Regions from separate parts of the Homo sapiens genome. Here region 2 is linked to region 1. The links are chromatin loops, found by intact Hi-C in ENCODE. Cell type or tissue: mammary epithelial cell. All regions are shown on one strand. Each heading gives the region's core, and the rest is flanking DNA. Links, peaks and the distances in the headings are about the cores only. Region 1 overlaps RIN2 (Ras and Rab interactor 2). Region 2 overlaps RIN2 (Ras and Rab interactor 2).

Region 1 (8,339 bases), core at 286-8,285:
AGCTCAAGTGATCTGCCCGCCTTGATCTCCCAAGGTACGGGGATTATGGTGTGAGCCACTGCACCTGGCCACAAATTTAAGATACTATTAATGATAACACACACTCTTATTTTATATAGTATCAAGAAAAAGAGCCCTGCCACTTTTATACACCATTGACTACAGGATATAAATGATTTCAGGGATAACATTTTGAAAATCTTATAACTGAAATGTGCTGACTTATGTCTTCATAGAGCTCAGGTTGAAGGGGCCTGCAGGTGTATAGGTCAAATATTAGTGACTTGTTTGGTTGCATTGTTAGTGACAAACATGCTGTGTGGGGACCAGCATCCTGGAATTTACAAAATAGAAACTGGCAGATGACCGGCAGGCCTTCCAGCATCCTGAGCTCTCCCTAAAACCCTCTCTGGATATAACCGGGACTCTCGCACGGCATCTGTCATCCCCCAGCTGGAAGGCTGACAAGAGCAGATTCCCACATGGCAAACAGTTGCTCCACCTCAGCTTCCTGGGGAAACACAAAGCCTGGAGCCCACTCCATGAGAAGTGAGAGCAACAATTCACTGCGGGGCCTTCCAGCCTCCCAGCCTTCAGAGAAACTCCATTGGAGAGTAGCTTGAGTAGATTTGCCGTGAATATCAACCTTGTTCTCCCACACATAGTTCAGCCACCAAAGGCTGTTCTTACAGCAAATATAACTATGCCAACTTCAATAAAGCACAAAATATTCCCTTGCAAAGGCATACTTGGGCTCTGCGTAACACATCTACCTAAGTGTCATCCCAGATGTCATTTTGTATTTTGTCTGATTTTTTTTTTTTTTTTAATTAAGGCCCAGACTCCGTAAAGTCAGATGCTAACTTCTGGAAGGTCTGTAAATTGCAAATGATGTTTGTCCAGTAGAAAAGAGAACCCCAGAGGTTTTAATTGTATTGCCTTTTATGTCTTTAGCCAGGTTTGTATTGGGTTGTACCTTTTGAAGTTGAGTTGTTTGAAGGTCAAAAAGTGGTTGAATGCTGACAATAGCAAGCTTATCTCTAACCTTCAAAGGTAGATATGCAAAAGTGGCTCATAGTAGATGACAAAGTTCGTTTAAGGTGTTATTCTTTTGCCCACTGAGTCTTTCCCAATCTTTGCCCCATTTGGAGCCAGCTTTAATGTCCTGTTGATCTCATTAATGAGTTAAATCAATCTTTGACACACACACACACACACACACACACACACACACACACACAATGTATTTGTATGAGAGTCACGTTTTTTCGTTTTTTGAAAATTATCCCTGAAGTTTACAGCTATCCATCTAAGCTATGGGACCTTGGCCTTGGGTGGGAGGTTGCTTAACCTTTCTGGCCTTTGGTTTCCTTAAGCTTAAAATAGACGAGCAGGTTTCCAGTGCCTCTTCTGGCTCTAACTTGGTGTCCCCCCAGCTGTCCCACTTTGCCTTTCCGGAATGCACTGGCGTGGGTGTCACAGTCACATTCACTTCCCTTTTACCATTTCTGGCTTCTTACCACTTGTCTTCACTGGGTTTTCTACAAGCACTAGAGAAAAAAGATGACTTGCTCTTTCTAGAAGACAATCTGAATGTGTATATCAACATTAAAGTATGAAAACTGTTGGATTCAGCATTTCTACTTCTAGGAATTGACCCAAAGAAATAATCAGATACATGTAAAAGAATGCTTTGGGCAATATCATTTATGATAGTGAACAGGGGAAAAAGTGCTAAATGTCAAACAGCTGTGGACTGGGTAAATAAAGTGTGTACCCCAATATGATGGAATGCTATTCCGCCTTTAAAAGGCGATTCCGCCTTTAAAACATATTTCTTGAGATGTACAGTATATATCGATATATTGTATGTCAATATATCAATATAGTGATATGTTATTAAGTGGAAATAAACAAGTTGTGAAAAGTATGTGTTCTCTGAGCTCACTTAAGTAATAGTTGTGGCTGCACTTATGTATGGATTTACATAATATAGTCGAATCACAGACAGAACAAAAATCTGAATGCATTAGTGTCAAGATGCTCACTGGCTTCATTCCCGAGTGGAGTGATTAGAGGTGGTACAATTTAGGTCTCTTTTCTTCTTTACACTTTTTAAATTTCACAGTAAAAATAACTATTATCATTTTAGGAAAAATAGAAGAAAAAGAATAATTTGATGGATGGAATTAACAGAGAGCCTGGAATTGGCAGCAGAGCAATCAGACAAGTTTCCTCTGGAGCTCCTGGGCTCAGCCATTTAGTACTCTGGACAGGTGCTTACATTTGCCATATGGAAGGCTGGCAACAGATCACTTGGTTGGTGCAATTCTTGGTAAAACAAAGGAAATAAGGCATTCGGTGGATGACCGTGGCACAGCTATTTAATTATGTTCCTCACTCCTGGGCCCTCTCCCTCCCTGAAGCTGGGGCTTTGCCATTTGGAGTCGTACCTTACCCACTCCGCCTGCCTTTTTTTTTTTTAAATTTTTTAAATATCTGCTTAATTACACAGCAGGGGCTGACTTCAATTGGAATGGAAGTCACTTTTCATTCTAAAACATTAGCTATGTGTCAGGTGGTTTTCACTTTTTCTCGTTGTAAACTCTGAGTTGTACTTTTCCTGCGCCCACTGCTTCTATGCCACTGTCTCCAGATGCCTATGAATTTCAAATGCACAGATGGAGCCAGGATCTGTATATCAAGCAGCATCTCCCCAAGTGGTTTCCACCCAACACAAGCAGTGTAGGATGTGAACAGGCACGATTTCAATACAAACACTACTGCTCGAACAACAGTGGAAGCACATTAAACATTCGATAAAATGAGGTCACTGAAGACTCCTCAGAACTTTTCAGATGCTGATGTCCAGGGTTGGTCTCCAGGGAGTGAATAAAGTATGCGGGGTTCCCCAAACCTACTGGCTTTAGGGCTTTCTGTTGATGATCATTTCTGGGGAGCAGTGGTCTGCAAAACTCTTTATTTTTTATTTTTTGGACAGGATCTCACTCTGTCGCCCAGGCTGGAGCTGGAGTGCAGCCTTGAGCTCCCAGGCTAAAGCGATCCTCTCAACTCAGCCTCCTGAGTAGCTGGAACCAGAGGTGTGTGCCACCACGCCCAGCTAATATTTTTATTTCTTGTACAGATGGAATCTCGCTAGTTTGTCCAGGATGGACTCAAACTCCTGGCCTCAGGCAATCCTCCCGCTTTGGTTTCCCAAAGTACTAGGATTATGGGCGTGAGCCACTACACCCAGCCCCCAAACTCTTAAAGAAATGCAAACTTAAAGCAGTGTTCCTGGGGACAGTAACTGCTGTATTTGGAATTTCAGTTTTGTTTGTTTGTTTGTTTTTTCTGAGATGGAGTCTCACTCTGTCACCAGGCTGGAGTGCAATGGCACTATCTCAGCTCACTGCAATCTCCGCCTCTCAGGTTCAAGCGATTCTCCTGCCTCAGCCTCCCGAGTAGCTGGGACTACAGGCGCGTGCCACCATACTCAGCTAATTTTTGTATTTTTAGTAGATTCAGGGCTTCACCATGTTGGCCAGGATGGTCTCGGTCTCTTGACCTCGTGATCCACTCGCCTCGGCCTCCCAAAGTGCTGGGATTACAGGCGTGAGCCACAGCGCTCGGCCAGAATTTCAGTTTTAATTAAAAAACAAAACAGGAAAGAATGGAGTAAGGGTTCACAGTGAAAGGAATTGGATAGGGGAGATGAATCTGTAGCATGCAATATCAGAAGGGAAATTTTGAAACAGAAAATGACAAAAAATTTTCTGTAAATTGAGCTTGTCAGTGTCCTCTGAGCACATAGAGTTGGTTTAGGGAAGGAAGAGAGCAGAGTGGGTATGAAAAGGGAATTTGGATTATAAGCAAATATGAAGCTCAGCCATTTTCGGTCTTGTGAAGATGATTAGTTACTCTGAGGGGATGAGTCACTAAGATTTGAAATTTACTGAAATGCAAAGGTTTGTTCCTCATTTGGAACCTGCGCTCTGATGCGGACATCTGCTGAGACACCCTTGACTTCTTAATCCAGATGGGACACATGGAGCAGAGACTGTGAGTGCTCTGCCCACAACCCTTGGAAGTCACCGTTTTCTTCTGTTGTGATGGCTCTACTGCAGGCACCTGGAAGTCTCTGCCCACAGCTGAGGAAGCTCTGTGGCTGGGAGTGAGTGCTGAGCAGATCAGACCACAGTGCTGGGGAGTTAATACCCCAGGGCAGCCCTCAGCCAAGGAGGGATGGCAGTGGGTGCACAAACACCCCAGCTGCCTCGCTCTTATGTGGAACAACTTGGATGCCCCCACACAGTCTCTCAGAGGTCCCCAGTGGGATTGCACCATGTATTGGCTGCCTCCCCTTCCTGTCTCACTCCCCTACTCTCCCACATGAACTTTCTGTGATCACTCAACACAGAATAGACTACTTGCATTCGTATTCTGTCTCTGCTACTGGAGGAACCCAAACAATGTTTTTCTTTTTACTATAAATTCAGAGCAGGAAATCCCTGCTGGGATTCGCTCCATCTTAGGCAGTCAGATACCTTCACTACCCGTAGGGCCTTTTCTCCCAGCTGCACTGCTGTCATCCCGAAGGTCTTAGGGAATGGCCACAGAGGGGTCTCTTGTGCTGTTCTGCTCTCATTGAGGTTGTAGTGACCAGAACTGGGCACAGTTTCCCAGTGCCACCTTAGTCTCATCTCTCCCTGACACACACAAAACACCCTTTGTTATCATTTAGGATATAGCTAACAGGATAACATTCACAAGACTGGTGTTTCTCAAACTGGAATGTGCACACGCATGACCTAGGGACCTGGTGAAGGTGCAGGTTCTGATTCAGAGGCATTCCGTAGGGCCTGAGAGTCTGCATTTTTAGCAAACTCCATGGCTGACGGGCAGACCACACTGTGAACAAGGTTCCACTGGAGTGTGAGAGCCCCAACCACAAGACCAATTCTTTCCCAGGTCGGTATATCCAGTGTCTCGTCCAGCTGGCTACATAGTGGGTGCTGAGTTTATATTTGTTAAATTTGGCTCTTGCAATTGATTAACACATCGATTCACTAATTTAATTCAGCTGCCCAGCTTCAAACACGAGAGCAGCAACTGTTTAATGCAAATTTTTTTGATGCAATGTCCTTCTGATGGTGGGAAAGTACATACTGGGAAAGTCATACAGGAACACCACAGAACAATGCAGAGCGTGTGCAGACAGGCAAATTTGGTGTGAGTCATTGTCAACTCACACCATTGTCAACATTATTGAAGACCTGCTACCTTTAGGGTAATAGCCTAACTAGACACCAAAAGAAGCATAAGATATTATTTCTATCCCCCAAAAGGCTTGCAATGTGACTGAAAAAATGAGACAGACAATAAGAAACAAGCATCAGGTGAGTGGTTAAAGACAGTAGTAACCCTGACAACTAGTTTGCTTGATCTAACTCACTTGACATCTCAGTAAGCCCGTCTGATCACTGAACTGATAATACTGTTATTAAAGCCACCTGGCTCTCCTAGACCGCAAACTCTGGTAGTTGCATTTCACAAAATTCAGATTCAACTTCACACGCACCCCATCACAACGCACGTGTGCATATGCCTATGGGCAGATGGGCCCCCTTAATCACATAGGTTTTAATATTTTTATTCGGGGCAAGAGAAAAAAATAATCTTCCTTAAAAACAGGTTCTAATCCACATTCATAGCAGCATTATTTCCCACAGTCAAAAGGTAGAAGCACCCAGTGTCCGCTGATGGATGAATGAATAAGCAAAATGTGGTCTTCTCATACAATGGAATATTATTCAGCCTTAAAAAGGAAGAAAATTATAACATATGCTACAAAAAGGATAAACTTTGAGGACATTAAGCTAAGTGAAATAAGCCAGTTACAGAAGGACAAACACTGTATGATTCCACTTGTAGGAAGTACCGAGAGGAGTCAAACTCATAGAAACAGGAAGCAGAAGGGTAGTTACCAGGGGTTGAGGAAAAGGAGGAATGGGGAATTATTTAATAGATAGAGTTTCAATTCTGCAAGATGAAAGGAGTTCTGGAAATGGATGGTGGTGATGGTTGCACAACAATATGAATGTACTTAATGCCACAGAATTGTACATTTAAAAATGTTTAAAATGTGACTGGGCATGGTGGCTCATGTCTGTAATCTCAGCACTTTCAGAAGTCAAGGCAGGAAGATGGCTTGAGCCTAGGAGTTTGAGAACAGCCTGGGCAACACAGTGAGACACCATCACTAAAGTGCTTAAAATGGTGAGCTTAAAAAACATGGTTAAAAATGCTTAAAATGGTAAATTTTATGTTATGTATGCTTTATCACAATTAAAAAAAAAACAGTAAGATCTGAGAGCTACAGTGTGAACAACGACAACAAAACAGAATCCCTAGAAAATAACTTCATAGAAAACAAGGTAGAAGAGTTTCTTTTTGTTTATGAATATATGTCATGGAGACCTTCTCTTGAGAAAATGATCTATACGAACCCATCTCCAGCTTCTAAATTCTGGGCTCCTCCAAGAAAATGACAGTAATCAGAGGCAAAGCCCAGGAGGGCCCTAACTGTGAAGAGGACCTCGCAGCACTTTCTCTGGACCCATGCGCATGGACTGAGGCTCAGCCTGTGCACCGCACGCTCATGGCACCTCTTGATGCTGTGGACAACATGCAGCTTCCTCAGCTGTGCCTTTCCCACACCCCGGGGTTTTCCATTTCCTAGTGACATCAAACATTCAGGATGGAGAAGAAAAACCTGCTGTTCACCCAAAAAGGTGGTTAGAAATGACCATCCCGGCGTGGTCGTGGTAGCTCACGCCTGTAATCCCAGCACTTTGGGAGGCTGAGGCGAGTGGATCACTTGAGCTCAGGAGTTTGAGACTGGCCTGGCCAACATGGTGAAACCCCGTCTCTACTAAAAATACAAAAATTAGCTGGGCATGGTGGCAGGCGCCTGTAATCCCAGCTATTTGGGAGGCTGAGACAGTGGAATCGTTTGAACTCCGGAGGCGGAAGTTGCAGTGAGCCGAAATCGCAGCATGGCACTCCAGCCTGGGCGATGGGAGTGAGACTTCATCTCAAAAAAAAAAAAAAAAAAAAGAAAAAGAAAAAGAAAAAAGAAATGACCATCCCAGCAATGGATGCAGGGGCTTTTCCTGATGGGAACAGGCCTCCTGGAGCCAGGTGAACTGGCTGAGATGCCCCTGGAGAGGGGTCTGGCCTGGTAAAAAGCATGGACCTGCAGCAGGAGACCAAATCAGGTTCTGGGGTGGTGAGAGCACAGTTGAACCCCAGGCTTCCTTCCTTTGTGTCTTTAAGCAATGCTCATATGAAATGTGTCTATGTGAAAGCCCTTTCCCTGTTCTGGGTCACAGCATTTTGACTCAGATGAGAAACTTGTCTGGGTCCAGTTGACGTGTACTTGAGGAGTCCTGGAGTTAAGGCTGAGTTTTAGAATCTGCTTTTCATGTTTAGCTTAATTCAATTATGAAAACACATCAAATGGCTACTCTGAAATGGGTAGAAGAGGCCACAGGAGTCCACAGGGCCAGGAAGTAAAACCTGAACTAAAAGGGAGCCCTGTAGATCCTTCCATCAAAACCACAGACAGCCCCTGTCTTGTGGACCCATAGCCATGGCTGGCTGCACATCTGTACGCTGGGCTCACCCACGCGATTCACCTATTCTGATAACAAAGAGATTCATTTTGTAAAAAATGTCACATACAAATGCCATTCAAAGCCAGTAACAGGTATGTTGACTTTGTGGAAATTCACTAAGCTGGATATTGACGTGAGCACTTTCTGCATGTATGTGACACTGAAGCAAAAATTCACGGAATGAAATGAGTGAGACAGGACCATTTGGAGGCCAAAGAATCATGACAACTAAATGCAGTGAGGCAAAGAAATAGGAAAAGAAATAGTATAAGGACATGACCAGAGCAATGAACAAGCTCTGAAAATGAGCTGTGGGTTAGAGAGGAGTGTTATATTAGTGTTATCAGTGTGTGTATAATAGCTTTTTGGCTTGTGTCTTTTACTTACTGTTTGTGCAAGAGAATGTCCTTGTTCCTCAGAAATACACAAGGAGGATTTAGAGATAAGGTGGTGTGGTCGCAGGTGTGTCTCCAATGTATTTTCAGATGGTTCAGAAAACAGACTACATATGTAGCTATATAGAGACAAAATTATCTATTTATGTAAAATATTGACATATTTGGGCCAGGCGCGGTGGCTCAACGCCTGTAATCCCAGCACTTTGGGAGGCCAAGGCGCACAGATCATCTGAGGTCAGGAGTTCGAGACCAGCCTGGCCAA
Region 2 (8,339 bases), core at 162-8,161, 73 kb after region 1:
AGGCTGGATGGAGTAACTGGTGCCCCTGCCCATAGAAGAAGGTGCTATCTCTATTCATGACAAACCCACAGCCAATATCATACTGAATGGGCAAAAACTGGAAGCATTCCCTTTGAAAACCGGCACAAGACAAGGATGTCCTCTCTCACCACTCCTGTTCAACATAGTATTGGAAGTTCTGGCTGGGCCAATCAGGCAAGAGAAAGAAATAAAGCATATTCAAATAGGAAGAGAGGAAATCAAATAGTCTGTGTTTGCAGATGACATGATTGTATATTTAGAAAACCCCACCGTCTCAGCCCAAAATCTCCTTAAGCTGATCAGCAACTTCAGCAAAGTCTCAAGATACAAAACCAATGTGCAAAAATCACACACATTCCTATACACCAATAATAGAGAGCCAAATCATGAGTGAACTCCCATTCACAATTGCTATAAAGAGAATAAAATACCTAGGAATCCAACTTACAAGGGATGTGAAGGACTTCTTCAAGAACTACAAACCACTACTCAAGGAAATAAGAGGGGGACACAAACAAATGGAAAAACATTCCATGCTCATGGATAGGAAGAATCAATATCGTGAAAATGGCCATACTACCCAAAGTAATTTATAGATTTAATGTTATCCCCATCAAGCTACCATTGACTTTCTTCACACAATTAGAAAGAACTACTTTAAATTTCATATGGAACCAAAAAAGAGCCCGTATAGCCAAGACAATCCTAAGCAAAAAGAACAAAGCTGGAGGCATCACACTACCTGACTTCAAACTATACTACAAGGCTACAGTAACCAAAACAGCACAGTAATGGTACCAAAACAGGTAGATAGACCAATGGAACAGAACAGAGCCCTCAGAAGTAACGCCACACATCTACAACCATCTGATCTTTGACAAACCTGACAAAAACAAGCAATGGGGAAAGGATTCCCTATTTAATAAATGATGTTGGGAAAACTGGCTAGCCATATGCAGAAAACTGAAACTGGACCCCTTTCATAAACCTTATACAGAAATTAACTCAAGATGAATTAAAGACTTAAACATAAGACCTAAAACCATGAAAACATTAGAATAAAACCTAGGCAATACAATTCAGGACATAGGCATGGGCAAAGACTTCATGACTAAAACACCAAAAGCAATGGCAACAAAAGCCAAAATAGACAAATGGGATCTAATTAAACTAAAGAGCTTCTGCACAGCAAAAGAAACTATCATCAGAGTGAACAGGCAACCTATAGAATGGGAGAAAATTTTTGCAATCTATCCATCTGACAAAGGGCTAATATCCAGAATCTACAAGGAACTTAAACAAATTTACAAAAAAAAAAAAAATCAAAAAGTAGGTGAAGGGTATGAACAGACACTTCTCAAAAGAAGACATTTATGTGGCCAACAAACATATGAAAAAAAAGCTCATCATCACTGGTCATAAGAGAGATGCAAATCAAAACCACAATGAGATACCATCTCACACCAGTTAGAATGGTGATCATTAAAAAGTCAGGAAACAACAGATGCTGGAGAGGATGTGGAGAAATAGGAAAGCTTTTACACTGTTGGTGGGAGTGTAAATTAGTTCAACCATCGTGGAAGACAATGTGGCAATTCCTCAAGGATCTAGAACTAGAAATACTATTTGACCCAGCAATCCCATTACTGGGTATATACCCAAAGGATTATAACTCATTCTACTATAAAGACACATGCACATGTATGTTTATTGCAGCACTATTCACAATAGCAAAGACTTGGAACCAGCCCAAATGCCCATCAATGATAGACTGGATAAAGAAAATGTGGCACATATATGCCATGGAATACTATGCAGCCATAAAAAAGGATGAGGTCATGTCCTTTGCAGGGACATGGATGAAGCTGGAAACCATCATTCTCAGCAAACTAACACAGGAACAGAAAACCAAGCACCAGATGTTCTCACTCATAAGTGGGAGTTGAACAACAAGAACACATGGACACAGGGAGGGGAACATCACACACTGGGGCCTGTTGGGGGGTGGGGGACTGTGGAGGAATAGCATTAGCAGAAATACCTAATGTAGATGACAGGTTGATTGGTGCAGCAAACCATCATGGCACGTGTATACCTATGTAACAAACCTGCATGTCCTGTACATGTATCCCAGAACTTAAAGTATAATTAAAAGAAGAAGAAGAAGAAGAAGAAGAAGAAGAAGAAGAAGAAGAAGAGGAAGAGGAAGAGGAAGAAGAAGAAGAAGGAAGAAGAAGAAGAAGAAGAAGAAGAAGAAGAAGAAGAAGAAGAAGAAGAAGAAGAAGAAGAAGAAGAGGAAGAAGCAGCAGCAGCAGCAGCAGCTCTCTAGTTGGCCATGTTCTCCACCATTCCCACCTGTCACACACCAGCCATGCACCCATTTGCTTGACTACCTAGTTTTTGAGCTTGTGTCCCCTGCAGTAGTCATTCCTTTGGGACAATAAGACTTTTCTGAGTTACAATAGGCTAATGTTGAAAGCAATATGGTTGCATGCTATTGGCAATAGGAAAAATTGTAGCAAAATTAAACACCATTATTTATCATGTTTATATTCGAGTGGTTTCAGTTTAACCTTAAGGGGCTTTGAGCCTTTAGCTTATATCTTAGTAGAATAGTTGGTCCCAGATTCAAAGGCAAGTGATGTTTTTTTATCCCTCACATATCTGAGGTAATGAAGTGTTTAATGAGGGAACTCCCAACAGCACAGGCTTGAAATTACAAACTGTTTCCAATCTTGCCAGCCAAACTGGAAAAACACTCCACCAACATCATTTCTAGAGCTACTCTCCCTTATTTTGGCATTGGAATTTGACATACTGGAGGATTTCAATATGATTTACCATCATATTGAAATTAAAGATTTATTCTTCCCCACTGAAGGTATTTGTACTCTAAAGATTGTTAATTTGCCCAAATCATGTTGTTTTTAAAAGTTATGAATAGTTAATGAGTCAAAGAATTGCATGTTTTATAGAAGGATAAAATGTATTCTTTATAAAGTCAGTAGTTTCTATTTGAAATCATTTTGAGGACTAAAGGTTATTTTTTTTCAGAATAACTTTTTACTTCTAATATGATTAGTTCTTTTCAAAAGAAATTAAAGAAAAGTGACTATATTTTTCAATATTGCTTGTCAGTTGATATTCGCGCATGCTGGTGGATTGTGGTAGTCCAGGCACCTCTTGGAGTTACTGTTGGTTTGGTTCCAGACCACCACAATAAAGCAGATATCACAATAAAGTGAATATTGCAATAAAGGGAGTCATGCAAAGTTTTTGGTTTTCCAGTGCATGTAGAAGTTATGTTTAGACTCTACTATAGTCTATTAAGTACCTAATAACAATTTGTGTATGTAAAAATACTTTATCTCCGAAAAATACTAACGATCATCTGGGCCTTCAGCAAGTTGTCATTTTTTGCTGGTGGAGAGTTTTGCCTTGATGTTGATGGCTGCTGGCTGATCAGAGTGGTGGTTGCTGAAAGTTGGTGTTGCTGTGGCAATTTATTGAAATAAGACAACAATGATGTTTGTCACATTGATTGACTTTTTTTCATCAAAGATTTCTCTGTAGCATGTGATGTTGTTTGATAGCATTTTACCCACAGTAGAACTTGTTTCAAAATTGGAGTAATCTTCTCAAATCCTGCCACTACTTTATCAACTAAGTTTATAAAATATTCTAAATCTTTAGTTGTCATTTTAACACTGTTCACAGTATCTTCACCAGGAGCAATTCCATCTCAATAAACGATTTTCTTTGCTCATTTGCACGAAGCAACTCCTCATTCATTTGAATTTTATCATGGGATTGCAGTAATTCAACGACATCTTCAGGTTCCATTTCTAATTCTATTCTCTTGCTGCTTCTACCACATCTGCAGCAGATTCCTCCACAGAAGTCTTGAGTCCCTCAAAATCATTCATGAGAGTTGGCATCAACTTCTTCCAAACTCCAATTTATACTGATATTTTGACCTCCTCCTGTGAATCATGAATGTTCTTTGTGACATCTAGAATGCTGAATTCTTTTCAGAAGATTTTTCAATGTATTTTGCTCAGATCCATCAGAGGAATCACTACCTATGGCAGCTATAGCCTTACAAAATGTAGTTCTTAAATAATAAGACTTGAAAGTTGAAATTACTTCTTGATCCATGGGCTGCAGAATGGATGCTGTGTTAGCAGGCCTGAAAACAACACGAATCTCTTCTTACATCTCAGTTAGAACTCTTGGGTGGCCAGATGCATTGTCAATAAACAGTAATATTTTTAAAGAAATGTATTTTTTTCTAAGCAGTAGGTCTCAACAGTGGGATTAAAATATTCAGTAAACCATCCTGTAAACAGATGTGTGGCTGGGTGCAGTGGCTTACGCCTGTAATCCCAGCACTTTGGGAGGCCGAGGCAGGTGGATCACCTGAGGTCCAGAGTTCGAGACCAGCCTGGCCAACATGGCGAAACCCCATCTCTACTAAAAATACAAAAAAAAAAAAAAAAAAAAAAAAAAGCCAGGGATGGTGGTGAGTGCCTGTAATCCCAGCTACTAGGGGGTGCTGAGGCAGGAGAATTGCTTTAACTCAGGAGGCAGAGGTTGCAGTGAGCCAAGATCGCACCACTACACTCCAGCCTGGGCAACAGAACAAGACTCTGTCTCAAACAAACAAACAAACAAACAAACAAAAAAAACAAAGAAACAAAAAAGCAGATGTGCTGTCATACAGGCTTTACAGTTCCAATTGTAGAGCACAGGCAGAGTAGATTTAGCCTAATTATGAAGGGCTCTAGGATTTGGGGAATGATAAATGAATATTGGCTTCAACTTAAGGTTGCCAACTGCATTAGCCCCTAACAAGAGTCAGCCTGTTCTTTGATGTTTTGAAGCCAAGCATTGACTTCTCTCTAGCTATAAGAGCTGTAGATGACATCTTCTTCCAACAAAAGGCTGTTTCATCTACAATGAAAATCTGTTGTTTAGTGTAGTGAGTTGCAATTATCAATTATCTTGGCTAGATCTTCTGGACAGCTTGCTGCAGATTCTCCACTGGCACCTGCAGATGGCCTCTTTTCTTAAATCTCATGAACTAACTTTGTTAGCTTCAAACTTTTCTTCTGCAGCTTCCTCATGTGACTTAGCCTTCATATTGACAAAGCTCCCCAGCAGGACCTGCACAGAGTAGGTACAAGGGCAGTTCTGCCTGCAAGCCAGCCTAGCCCTGTGCATCCTTAAATGCTTTTTCTCATTGGTCCCAGTTCCCTTCCCTGATTTTCAGCTGTGGGATGCTCTCACAGGTTTCAGTGTTTGAAAAGGTCACTTTTGTCACATGATAAGCCCCTTTACAGTGTGGATGCCTGGATCATCCCCCAAATAAACATGAACACTTTATAGCAGGGAAAGAGGAGACTCTGCCTTTATGGTTCAGATCGTCATTTCAATGGTGGCCTTTTTAATTCCATAAGCTGGCAAAATCTATGGGGCTGCGTTTGTTACTCCCAACTCCAGGTGAGGTTATAGATTTAATTCACTTCAATAGAACTGAAAGAACAAAAGCCAATTCATGTTCAAGCCAGCACTGCCAAAAAAATCACAGTAAAGTCCTTTTGAAAAAACCCTTCACCGAGTGTGGTGGCTCACGCCTGTAGCCACCTCACTCGGCTAAGGATTTTTTCAAAAGGATTTTACTGTCCTTGGGAGGCTGGGGTGGAAGGAACACTTGAGGCCAAGAGTTTGAGGCTGCAATGTGCTATGTTCACATCTGTGAATAGCCACTCTCACTCTCACTCTTGGCAACATAGTGAGACCCTATCTCTAAAAGAAAATAAAGTCCTTGCCGGGTAGTTAACGAGGGATTGAAAATGACCCATAGGATCAAATGTTCCCTAAAGAACAGATAACTTTTGGAGAATAAGAGAGGCCGAAGAAAAAAGAGAAAAGTGAGACAAAAGTCCACACTGGAGATGATGGAAACGTTCTTACATGTGGGTTATGTCTCATCTCTCAACAACAAACTCTCTTAACCAGTTTTCAAGATTTGAAATCTGTGAGTTCCTAGAAAGAAAAGACATTTGTTCATCAATTGCTCTGGATAACTCTGAGCATAATGAGGTGCCCATGAAAGGAGCTTGTGGAACATGCATGAAAAATGCTCTACGGGTCCCCAGGAAATGGAACTGTGTGGATTCAAGGCTTTGTCTCTCACTGCCCATCCTGGATGAAGATGTTCTCCCAGCACTTCAAGGCGTGACTGAACGTAAGGGCATGTAAAGACAATTCCTCAATTAACAGAAGTGGTTTCTGGTTGGCTAAGGGGCATGGGGACTTACCCTTGACAGAAGCCCATGAACAGGCTATGTCAACAATGATAAGGCATTCCTATAAACTGTGGGGAAGGGCTCTCTATGGAAAGGAAATGACAATGTGTGTTTGCGCTTTAAAAAAGAACATAAGAACAACTCTTTCTTTTAACTTGTGTTTCCCCAAGTTGCCTGCTCACGGTCACGCTGGTGAAAATCAGGCACCTTGTAAGGATAGACAACCAACCAACCGCAAACTGCTGCCCAAGTATGCAGTGCTGAGCGTGGCCACTGTCTTACCAAGGTGTGGCACCAGGGAAAAGGAGTGGGGAAGGAAACCCTGAGACCCAGACTCACCCACTTCCACTGGCAAACCTTTGTGTGACCAGGAATGTTCTCTCCAAGTTTCTGTTTCTCTGTTTGTGAAATTTGAGGTTGGAGTTGGCTAAAACTAAAAGTGTTCAGCTTTTTCCTTGATTATAGAAATAATAACTACTCATTGTAGGGAATACAATAAAGCTGGAAGAAGAATATCAAAAACATTGATAATCTTGCCACCTCGAAGTAACCACTGTTATCATTTGGTATATTAATTTTAGGCAATTGTCCTCAAATACATGTATTAACATATTTTTTATAAATAGCTACTCTTTCAAATTCTTTGCAGTTCTAAGGCTTTACTGCTGCAGGAAAGGCGGGTTTCAATTTTGCATTTACAGAAGCACTTTTGATTTAAAGATACTGCTTACTCTCACTTTAAACATGTCAGTACTGTACATTTCAAATGTCCCATTGGATTTGAAGCCAAGTGTTTTAGATAGGATTCATTCAGAGGGTGAGTGGGAAAGGGGAGGACCTTGCTAGCCATATTGCACAAAGAAAAGTGGAGAGGGAAGGGGTACAGGGTTGCAAAGGTGCAAGAAGAAAGGCCCAGGAGAGAAACCAGAGGTAAGGGTGGAACTAGATCCTCCAGGGGGAGGTGGTAGAGAGAAGGAAGGAAAGGATCTTCTCTAGCCAAGCAATTCTCTTAAGACAGAACAGACTCTGAGTGGGTAAATAGCCCCTGGTAGAGAAAAGCATTAAGCCAGGGACCCAGAGACATGGTGAACTCCATCACTTAGGTGGTTTTGTGACTTTGGCTGGGTTATGGAACCTCATCGAGTTTCCATGTCTTCATCTGCAAAATGTGGGCAGCAGGTCCTGCTCAGTCGCCACACTGTGGCTGGTATGATACGGCGGATCTAGCCCATGAAAGCTGTAGGCAGGTTCCAGGGCATGCCCAAGGGCAAGTTATTCTCACTGCCATGAGGAGGGAGGTCCCATCCTGGCCTTTATTCATTTTCCTTCTCAAGTATTTATGCAATTGCGTACCAACAAAAGGGACTTTGTGCACAGTAGCTTTTCTCACCGGTTTTGTTCCTCCCTTAGAAACCACATGGTTGTCAGGCAAAGGTTAAAGCTGACAGGGGGATCGTAACAGATGCCAGGGAACATCCATGAGGCGCTGAGCACTGGGGCTGCGCAGACTCTGATTTGTGCTCCTCCCACTGCAGAAACAATCTCACCCAACAGTCCTGCTGGAATCCTGTTCCCAATCATCAGGTTGGTCCACTCATGGATGGATTTAAAATGATCCTAGAGGCCTCCCGGGCCATCCAGGCTGACAAGCTGGTGTTGTCAGGCCACTGGGTGGAGGTTTGGGGGCTGGAGAGGAGGCTCGGGTGAAGTCTCGGGGACCCCAGTGTGTGGGGAGGCGGTGGTACCCTCAGCACCAGCCCTGCACCCAGAGTTACTTCCCACACTAGAGAAATAGACGCCGGAGTGCAGGTGTGCAGAGACTTGCCAAGCTATCCAAACAGTGCCAAACCTGTCTGCAAAAGACTCATCCAGGCCATTGGTTTAGATTTCACCACAGTTGGGAGTATGATTTCCTGTAGCCATGCGGGAAAGAGACCTGACTGGAAGCAGCCAGCTCCAGCCCCCAGCATGAATCCCAGTGATAAAGGGAGTGGCTACAGCCACACA

Evidence for each region. Peaks named below come from ENCODE experiments on the same cell type or tissue, not always from the same donor. Only the 100,000 strongest peaks of a DNase experiment are listed, where the experiment ranks them.
Region 2: a loop joins it to region 1, with 7 times the contacts of the local background. A loop is called at or near these places in 1 of 110 quality-filtered maps.

Annotation. Positions count from the first base shown.
Region 1 is chr20:19,911,256-19,919,594 of GRCh38, reverse strand. The region is part of intron 3 of RIN2 (Ras and Rab interactor 2); the gene reads right to left. Among named protein-coding and RNA genes, the nearest start is that of NAA20, 100 kb to the left of the region's middle. RefSeq lists enhancers at 4,043-4,112, 7,594-7,643. In mammary epithelial cell, for the core only: no CTCF peak of the experiment used is centred there; a DNase peak (open chromatin) is centred at 5,214; H3K27ac peaks cover 2,220 bases.
Region 2 is chr20:19,838,579-19,846,917 of GRCh38, reverse strand. All of the region lies in intron 2 of RIN2 (Ras and Rab interactor 2), which reads right to left. Among named protein-coding and RNA genes, the nearest start is that of RIN2, 84 kb to the right of the region's middle. RefSeq lists an enhancer at 8,038-8,339. In mammary epithelial cell, for the core only: no CTCF peak of the experiment used is centred there; no DNase peak of the experiment used is centred there.